Regions from separate parts of the Homo sapiens genome. Here region 2 is linked to region 1. Evidence: chromatin contacts called from ENCODE Hi-C or POLR2A ChIA-PET data. All regions are on one chromosome and are shown on one strand. The core of a region is the stretch at or near the end of the contact, and the rest is flanking DNA. Distances in the headings are between cores, read along the strand shown.

Evidence for each region. A loop is a pair of places that touch in the nucleus more often than their neighbours do. ChIA-PET counts read pairs that join two places held with the same protein, here RNA polymerase II (POLR2A). Pooled maps may share reads with other maps.
Region 2: a map of mammary epithelial cell shows a loop between it and region 1 (8-fold over the local background). The contact joins the enhancer-like site here to the promoter of THBS2-AS1 in region 1. A Hi-C loop is called at or near these places in 3 of 168 maps with a recorded cell type or tissue (CD14-positive monocyte, Calu3 and mammary epithelial cell) and 3 of 50 pooled maps. POLR2A ChIA-PET finds 5 or more read pairs at or near these places in 4 of 52 experiments (A549, AG04449, SK-N-SH and 1 more).

The regions. Positions count from the first base shown.
Region 1 is chr6:169,210,349-169,215,149 of GRCh38, forward strand. It overlaps THBS2-AS1 (THBS2 antisense RNA 1), which reads left to right and starts at 2,864. Exons shown (of 3, transcript NR_134621.1): 1 at 2,864-3,230; 2 at 3,826-4,139. RefSeq lists a silencer at 2,603-2,952.
Region 2 is chr6:169,290,889-169,295,689 of GRCh38, forward strand. No RefSeq gene overlaps it. Among named protein-coding and RNA genes, the nearest start is that of THBS2, 39 kb to the left of the region's middle. RefSeq lists a silencer at 1,802-2,002. Within about 2 kb of position 1,928, at least 9 of the 41 ENCODE cell types and tissues checked have a DNase peak (open chromatin) inside an H3K27ac peak, as active enhancers do; they include CD14-positive monocyte and mammary epithelial cell, where a contact is called at or near this core.

The DNA.
Region 1 (4,801 bases), core at 1,614-4,113:
TGACACAATCTTATAGTTAGAAAAACCTAAAGACTACACACACACACACACACACACACACACACACACACACAAATCAGAACCAATAAATTAATAAAGTTTCAGAATAAAAAATGATCATATAAAAATCAGTAGCATTTATATACATTAACAGAGATCAATCTAAAAAGGAAATCAAGAAAGCAATCTCATTTACAGTAGGTACAAAAAACATACCTAGGAATATGTTTAACCAAGGAAGTAAAAGATCTCTACAAGGAAAACTATAAAACACTGATGAAAGAGAAGAAGAGGGTACACAGACACAAATGGAAAGATATCCCATGCTCATGGATTAGAAGAATGAATACTGTAAATCACCCAAAGTGATCAATAGATTCAATGTAATCTCTAGCAAAATACCAATGATGTTATTCACAGAAACAGAAAAAAGCATTCCTACAAGCGTAGGAAACCACAAAAGACTCCAAATAGCTAAAGCCATCCTGAGAAAAAAGAACAAAGCTGAAGACATCACACTGCCTGATTTCAAATTTTGCTACAAATGTATAGTAACCAGAACAGCACAGTACCAACACTAAAACAGACATGTGGACCAATGGAATAAAACGATGAATTCAGAAATAAATCCACGTACTTACAGCCAACTCATTTTTGGCAAAGACATCAAGAACATACATTGGGGAATGGACAGTCTCTTTGATAAATACTGCCAGGAAAGTTAGACATGCAGAAAAAAATGAATCGAGACCCCCCTCTTTTACCATATACATACATCAAATCAAAATGGATTAAAGACTTCAATGCAAGACCCAAAACGATAGAACTACTACTAAAAAATAATACGGAGAAACATTCCAGGACATTGATCTGGGTAAAGATTTTTTGGTAAGACCTCAACATTACAGACAACTATAACAAAAATAGAAAAATAGTATTATATCAAGCCAGAAAGCTTCTACACAGCAAAGGAAAAAATCAACGAAGTGAAGAGACAACCCACAGAATGGGAGAAAATATTTGCAAACTACCCATCCAACAAGGGATTAGTAATCAGAATATATAAGAAACTCAAACAACCCAATTAAAAACTGGGCAAAAGACCTAATAGACATTTCTCAAAAGAAATGGCCAACACGTACATGAAAAAAGGCTCAACATCACTAGTCATTATAGAAATGCAATTCAAAACCACAAGAAGATATTATCTGACCCCATTTAGAATTATCACAAAGACAAAAAATAGCAAATGCTGATGAGAAGGTGGAAAAAAAGGAACACTCATACACTGTTGGTAGGGATGTAAAGTAGTACACCCACTAGGGAAAACAGTATGGGGGTTCCTCAAAAAACTAAACTAGAACTACGTTTGGTATAGTCCAGCAATCTTACTGCTGGGTATGCATCTGACAGAAAGGAAATCAGTATATCAAAGAGACATCGGCCCTCTCATGTTTATTACAACACTACTCACAATAGCCAAGACATCGAATCAACCTAAGTGTTCATCAATAGGCGAAAGGACAAAGAAAATATTGTATATGCACACAATGGAATACTAGTCAGCCATAAAAAGGAATTAAATCCTGTCATTTGCAGCAGGATGGATAGATCTGAAGATCATTCTGTTATGTAAAATAAGCATGACACAGAAAGACAAATATTGCATGTTCTCATTCATATGTGGGAGCTAAAACAGTGGGTCTTGTGGATGTTGAGAGCAGGATGGCGGATGCCAGATGCTGGGGTGGAATGGTGGAGAGGAAGATGAAGGGGAGCTGGTTAAGGAGTACAAAAATACAGTCAGAAGGAATGAGCTATCACATGCAGTATAGTAGGAAAATTATGCTTAATAGTTTATTGTACATATCAAAATAGCTAGAAGAATTGTAATGTTCTCAATACAGAGAATAAAAATGTATGAGGTCATGGGTATCCCAATTACCCTAACTTTATCATTACACATTTTAAACAGATATCAAAATATCACATATAACCCAAGAATACTACAGATATTATAATGAATTAGAATTAAATCTTCCAAACTATACACGAGGGTGTCTTTCCATTTATATAGGTTTTAATTTATTTTGGCATTGTTTTTCTGTTTTCATAGTACAAGTCTTCTGCCTCCCAAGTTACATTTATTACGAGGTATTTTATTGTTTTGTATGTTATTGCAAATGGTATTGTACTTTTAACTTCCGTTTTAAATTGTTTCTGTCTGGTATACAGACGCACAACTGATTTCCATGTGTTGATCTTGTTCTCTGACACTTTGCCAACTTTTCCACTTCTTTAAAATCCAGAATAAGTATGGCCTGAGACAAGGGAGGTTTGTGTATTCATGATGCATATGTATAGTCACGTGTATGTTGCTTGCGTATATACCATTCAATAATCAATACATAAATATAAATAATATGTATCTCCATTTTAACAACTGTAATTTATTCCTAAAGCCATATTTAAAAATAATTACATTTTTAAATGGGAAAAGTCGTATGAAGAATTCTGTCCCACCTCAAGATAACTAAACAATTTTTCAGTAGAAAAATAAATCTAAAAACAGAAAAAATATTTTAAAAGTAAATAAATCGTACATAAAACGAAGCGCAATCGAGTTTTGTTGCACTAATGCTTTCTTCCTCTTTCTACACCATTTTGTTTGCAGAATCGGCCTTTTGAAGGTTCCGGGTTACCCTGCAGTGAAGCTGTCATTCAAGCACAGTCAGGGCCCAGGAGAGGGCGCAGGGAGGGCGCAGGCGCGCAGGGAGGGCTGGGCATGCGCTCGGCGGGGCCTCCGGCTCTCGGGGACGCGCGCGGGCGGGGCTCGCCGGGGCTGAACCGGCTGAGCTTCCCAGGGACGCCCCGACCCAAGCCCTGCAGTCCGCGCGCGTCAGGGGTGTGCGCTGGAGGCCGGAAAGTCGAATATCACTTCCCATCCTGCATTTGATGTGCTTTGGGGTTGAAAAAGCCCTTATGTGGTAAAAAAAAAAAAAAAAAAAAAGTCAGAAAAGTGGCAAAAGTCTTCAACGGCCTGAAAAAGGCCGAGACAGGAACTGAGAAGCTGGCAGTAGGTCCTGCTACTGCTGCAGGGGCGGCGGGCGCCCTGGGTGGGCCACGAGGCAGGGACAGCCGAGGCTCCGCGCTCACCCCACCCGCAAGGGGCCAAGCGCAGACTCAGGGGAGCCAGAGGGGCCGGACCGCTGAGCAAGGGCTGGGGAAGGGTGAGTCAGGGGCCCCTGTGGGACTGCACGGGGTGGGGGGCACGGGCCCGGACCTCTCTCACAAATGCCCACGTGGTCCCCAAGGCTAACGCCGGCTGCGTGGGCCGCAAGCTGCTCTGGGCCCGCAGCTCACTCCCCTGGGCACAGGGCTGACACCCGGGCGAAGCAGGAGTGTCCCAGCTTGCTTCAGCCCCTCCCCTGGGCCCCCAGGCTGGTGGCTCCAGAAGGACTTTACTAAGAGGGTGGGAAGCATCAGTGCAGGTACCTGCCCTGGGCTAAGGGCCTCGTGTGGGTGATAGCCCTCAGCAGGGCCCTCCCATTTGGGCATTGGCAGCCCACAGGGCTGTGGCCGTGGAGCTGGAGTGGCAGCTCCTGGATCACCCCACACCTGCGTTCCTCAAGGCCTAGGCACCACTTGCTCCATGGTCAAAAGCATCACTTTGTGAAACGCAGACTGAGCAAAGCTGGCCTAAGATTTTGGTCCTCCAGGAATGACGGAAGGAGCCCTCTGCCCCCATGTAGCCTATAGCTGGGACACGCAGCAGCCAGTGAGTTGGTCACGGTATGAAGGCTTCTCTCCTCCCGGCAATCACAGATCCCACGCTTGGATACTTGGGAGTGAAGATGTGTTATTTCACCCACCGACTCGTTCCACACGACCAAGGCCTGTGCCTGCCCTGAGGGCGAGTTGGTTGAGCCTTGTACAGACAACTCTCAGAGCGTGGGCCTGGGCCGAACCTTTCCCTGTGAGCAGCAGCATCAGCGTCTAGAACGACGGCCCTCCCGGTCCACGGTGGAAGGTGCGGAGCTCCCGTGGTGTGCTGGCAGCGATTCGCAGAAGGGAGATGGAGGGCCACAGGGCAGGTGCTCGCACGGAGTCATCGAGGTCCAGGGACACCTTCCTCCCAGGTGAGCTCACAAAGGCACCACACATTAATCCTGGGAGACAACCATTCTGATGTGGCTAAGGCCATCGACAGGGAACATGATTGTCAGGAAACCTCAACTTTTCGATAAATGACAGCAAAACCTGAATGCAGGAGAAATGTATCTCATTTTAATGCCTGACTTCTAAGCATCCTTATTCAACATATTATATGTATTTTTTGTTTCATGAGTAAAATGTACATTGAGCTTCCTCCAGTAGCTGTCCATAGACCAGCCACTATCACTGCCATCATTATTTTGTTTCTAAACTTTTCTTTTTACACATGTAGGTCTAGCTTTTTCCTCCATATTGATGAACTAAAACTCACTCATTTCACAACTCAAAGCCAGGGCCTTCAGTTCACAGCCCGTTGCCTCAGACGGCCTTTCCTATATCTTATTGCTTCACTGTCTGACTCACTCCAGCGTGTTTCAGCCAAGTATACTTGTTTTTATTCATCTTGCTCTCTTTTCCTCCCTCCCCCAACTCCCCCTCTTTCCCTCTGTCTCTTTGTCTCTTTCTCTCTCCCCCATCCCTCCCTCTCTTCCCCTTTCTCTCTGGATGCCCTCTCTCCCTCTCTCCCTCCCTCTCTTCCCCTTTCTCTCTGGATGCCCTCTCTCCCTCTCTCCCTCCCTCTCTTCCC
Region 2 (4,801 bases), core at 678-3,177, 80 kb after region 1:
CTCGGCGCATGAATTGACTTGCTGAGCTGCAACCTCTCTGGTCTTTCTTCTGTGCTGTGCGGCTCCCTCCCCCTTGAGCCTCTTCCCCACTCCCAGGCCCACTCATCTGGTTTCCACTGTCTTGGCCTTCAAGACTCAGCTTACTGCAAATTCCTCTAGGAAGCGCCTCCCTGTTCCGAAAGATGGGTACAAGTGCCTGTCTTCATCCCTCTGGCTGCTATCACAAAATACCATAGATTGGGTGGCTCCTAAACAACAAAAATGTGTTCCTCACAGTTCTGGAAGCTGGCTGGGAATTTCAAGATCAAGGTGCCAGTAGACTCGGCGTCTGGGCGGCTTCCTTGTTCATAGATGGTAACCTCTGTGTGCATCCTCGCATGGCAGAAAGGGCAGAGGAGCTCTCTGGGACTCTTATAAATGCACTGATCCCGTTCATTGGGTTCCATCATCATGACGTCATCACCTCCTGAACGTCCCACCTCCTAATGCCATCCCCCTGGAAAGAGGGGCTTCCAACACCTGGATTTCATGGGAATACAGACATTCAAGCCACTGAGTGCCCCTTCTCTGCACTTCACAATACCCTACGTTCTCCAAACCTCGGCACCTGCTATGATACATCAAGCTGCTTCCTTCCTTGTCTGATATAGGGACTGGGCCATCAGTCTATTCATTTCCTAATTGCTGCCCTGCTTACCCGTTCATCTTCAATGTCTTGTTTACGTTTAATTTTCTAAACTTACCTCCTCATTATCTAACAAACGTCCACCCCTCTTTCCAACCCCGCATGCTGCCCTTCTATTACGAAGATGATCACATCACGATACCCTCTTGCTCCCACTTTGGGAAGAACTTCTGGTTCTTTGCTAACATGCATGTCACTCCTGGCCAGGCTCTGCACTGGTCCTTCAGCGTCATGGCTCAGCTATGGGCCCACATTCCTCTCAGACTGTGGCCACCTTGCATTTTCATAAAACCAGGGCTGGTGACTTCTGACCCTGGCAGGAATTGTGTCCCAGGAATTATTAACCCTGCCCTGTGCTAGGGCACTCCCTGAAGGCGGGCCCAGTGAGAATCATGCGGAATAGTTTATTCAGACTGTGGGGGGCAAAGGTTTAGCTGAGGGCATCTAAGAATATGATTTAAAAAGTGCTGAAAATGTTTAATCAACATGAGAACATGACCACTGTCCCTTCAGTACTGACTCGCCCTCATCCTCTCGTCTTCTGAGCCCACACTTTGTCTTCTGGATTTACCACTGACCTTGTGTGAGGCCGGGACAGCAGAAGCCATGGCTCCCAGGGCCTCTGACACCCCTGTCACTGGCAGGGGCGCCTCCCCCGTGTTTAGGTTTTATTGTGGAAGTGCAAAGCCCGCTCTGACTGCTTACCTTTGTGTCATTTTATCCTATGACACTCATTTTATCCCATGTGGTCGGTCTCATTGCTGTGCTTGGAGTGGGGACAAGGCATTTAAAGCAGGAATTCATTGCATGATGGTGATGAAAAGTCTTCTTTCCTTTTCATAGCCTTTCACTTCCTCATTTAAACCGTTTATCCCCTGCAAAGCTAAAAATCAGTAACACGCTTCTCAGTACACTCCAGCTTCAGTGATCACCCTGTGCTGTGAAAACATTGTGTATCAGAGGGATTGCACCCCATGAGCTCATTCATATTTACACAACATTTTTAGATTTAGATGCCATCCTCAGGAGCAAGGTATTTGCCCCAGAGATTGCGTCTGGGAGCGCGGGCCCTGCAGAAGCATGGAGAGCGGAGGCCTTTGTACCAGGACATCTCACAGGCCCACTCTGCCTCAGTGGTGTTGACCCAGAGCTCACCCCCAGCCCCCGGCACCCTGCAGCAAGAGGCCATCCTGGTTGTGCAATCAGCCTTGTGGAAGCGATCTCCTCACTCAGGAAATATGATCCAATCTCCCTCTGCTAGGTGACTCATCTCCAGGCTTTCATCTTCTTGACAGGCAGGGTTTTGTCTGTAGCTGCCTCAAAATATTCTTTCCATTTCATCATAGTTTAATATTTTATAGACTTGTGTTCTTCAACAAGTAATTAAAACCATCCTTAGCCTCTCAGGATACAAGTCCATTGAGAAAAGTCTGATAAGATGCTTCCGGATATTACACACGGCCATTGTATGTGCTCAAACATTTTACGTTACTCATCTGACATCTAAGTTTGACATTTAAACTTTAAAAGGGGGGCTTTATTACCAAACAACTACTAAAAATGATTAAAACCTTCAAAGGAGTTACCAATAAGAACATTGTATAAATATGACTAAATCAGATGATTTTATTCCTTTATTGCAGGATAATAATTAGAATTAGGTGGATTGAAGTCAAAATCCCAGAACAAAACATATTCTTTGCTCTCATGAATTTCTTACAGTTTAAATAATTTTTGCACTGATGTCAACACCATTTCTAAGGTGAAGTTTCCTTACATGAAAACAAAACAGAAGAGTTCCACGATTTCAAACATTCTACAAAAATTTCCTCAGTACAGATATATTTCATAATCACCCAGATATACTCCAATGTGTGAATGATTCTTAAGTCAAAGAAATAGCATCAGCTCAAGCTCTAATTCCCTTTTCTCATCTTTTGAACTCTCAATGCTACTCTCCATGGTGGCTGTTTAAATCTGTATCTTTCCTAAAAATAACTCAAAGAATCCACGTGTAAGAAATGGACTTTGTGTATATATATGTATATTTGTATATATATATATGTGTGTGTATATATATATTTGAGATGGACTCTCACTCTTGTCACTCAGGCTGGAGTGCAATGGCATGATCTCGGCTCACTGCAACTTCTGCCTCCTGGGTTCAAGTGATTCTCCTGCCTCAGCCTCCCAAATAGCTGGGATTACAGGTGACACCACCATGCCCGGCTAATTTTTTTGTGTTTTTCATAGAGACGGGGTTTCACCATGTTGGCCAGGCTGGTTTTGAACTCCTGACTTCAAGTGATCACCCGCCTCAGTCTCCCAAAGTGCTGGGATTACAGGCATAAGCCACTGCACCCTGCTCTGGACTTGATAGTTTTAATGGAATATGTCGAGGTATAATTGACCTACTGTGTAATGCATATATTTTATGTGTATAGTCAATGAGTTTTGACAAATGATATGCAGAATTATCACCACCACCATCAAGATACAGAGCATTTCATCACCCAGACATGCTCACGTGCCCCACTGCCAAACTCCCTGACAGACTTGGCCCCAAGAAAATACTGATTTGCCATTGATCACTATACATTCATTTTTCCTTTGCTAGATTTTCTTATAAATTGAATTATACAATATTTGACCTTTTGTTTGGTTTTAACTTTAAAACCTTTATTGGTGTATGATGAAAATAAAATAATCAGCATATATTTATATTGTACAATTTGATTAATGTTGGCATATGTGTATCTATGAAACTATCAACACAACCAAAATAATGAATGTAGCCATCATCCCCAGAAAGATTCCTCCTGCCTTTGTGTCTGTGGCCCTTCTCCCTGGCACCTCCCTGCCTCCCTTAAGCCTTCGGAAGTCACTAGTCCACTTTCTGTCACTGTGGCTTGCTTGAATTCTCTGCAGTTTTATGTGAGTGGAATCATACCATGTGCGCTCTTTCCTGTCTGCCTTCTTTCCTCCAGCATGCAACTATTTTGAGATTCATTCATGCTGTTGAAGGTTTCAGTTGTCTGTATTATTTTATTGCCAAACAGTATTTCATTCTACGGATATTCCAAAATCTGTTTACCCATTCACCTTTTGATAAAATTTTTAGCTGTTTCCAGTTTTTGACTCTCACAAATATAGCTGCTATGAATGTTTACACCCAAATCTTTATTAAGGCAAACCTTACATTTCTCCTGGGTAAGCACTAAGGGTCAGAAAAACCAGACAATCTGGGGAGTGGCTGTTTAGCTTTTGACAGAACTGCCAAACTGTTTTCCAAATTGATGGTATCATTTCACGTTTCCGATAGCAGTGTGTGGGAGTTCTAGTGACTGACTACACGTTCTCAGCAACACTTCGGCCAGTCTCTCCAGTTATAACCATTCTCACAGGTGTGTGGTGTCTTTCTGCATGGTTTTAATTGGCATATCTCTGATCTTTAATAATGTAGAGCACTTCTTAATGCACTTTTAAATGCAGTGAGCTTGAATATACGACAACAAAAACTTCCAAACTAAAATGAAAATAGGAAAACAAATGAAAACTGGAACAGAATATCAAAGGACTTGGGAATAAATTTAAAAGATTTTATACGCATATCATTAGACTACTAGAAGGAAAAGGAGAAACTGGAGAAGAAATATTTGAAATAATAATTACCAAGGATTTTTCAAATTTAATGACAGACATTAAACCACAGATCCAGAAAGCTCAGAGGACACCAAGGATAAATATTATAATAATAACAATTAATTATAATAAGGTGAATACATAAGCATATCATACCTAAGCTACAGGAAATCAAAGACAAAAAAATGTCTTGAAAGGCATCAGAATCAAGAGACAGCTGATCTGCATGGGAACAAGAATAAGACTTACAACAGAATTCGCTTTGAAACTATGCAAGCAAGACAGTGGAATGAAATATTTAAACCATTGACATAAAAAATATATAGTAAAAAGTATACTACAAAAGTAAAGGGGAAATAATTAATTTCCTAGACAAACAAAATCTAAAGGATCCATCACCAGCAGATCTGTGCAAGAAATGTAAGAAGTTTTTAAAGAAGAAGAAAATTGATACAGATCAGAAATTGAATCCAC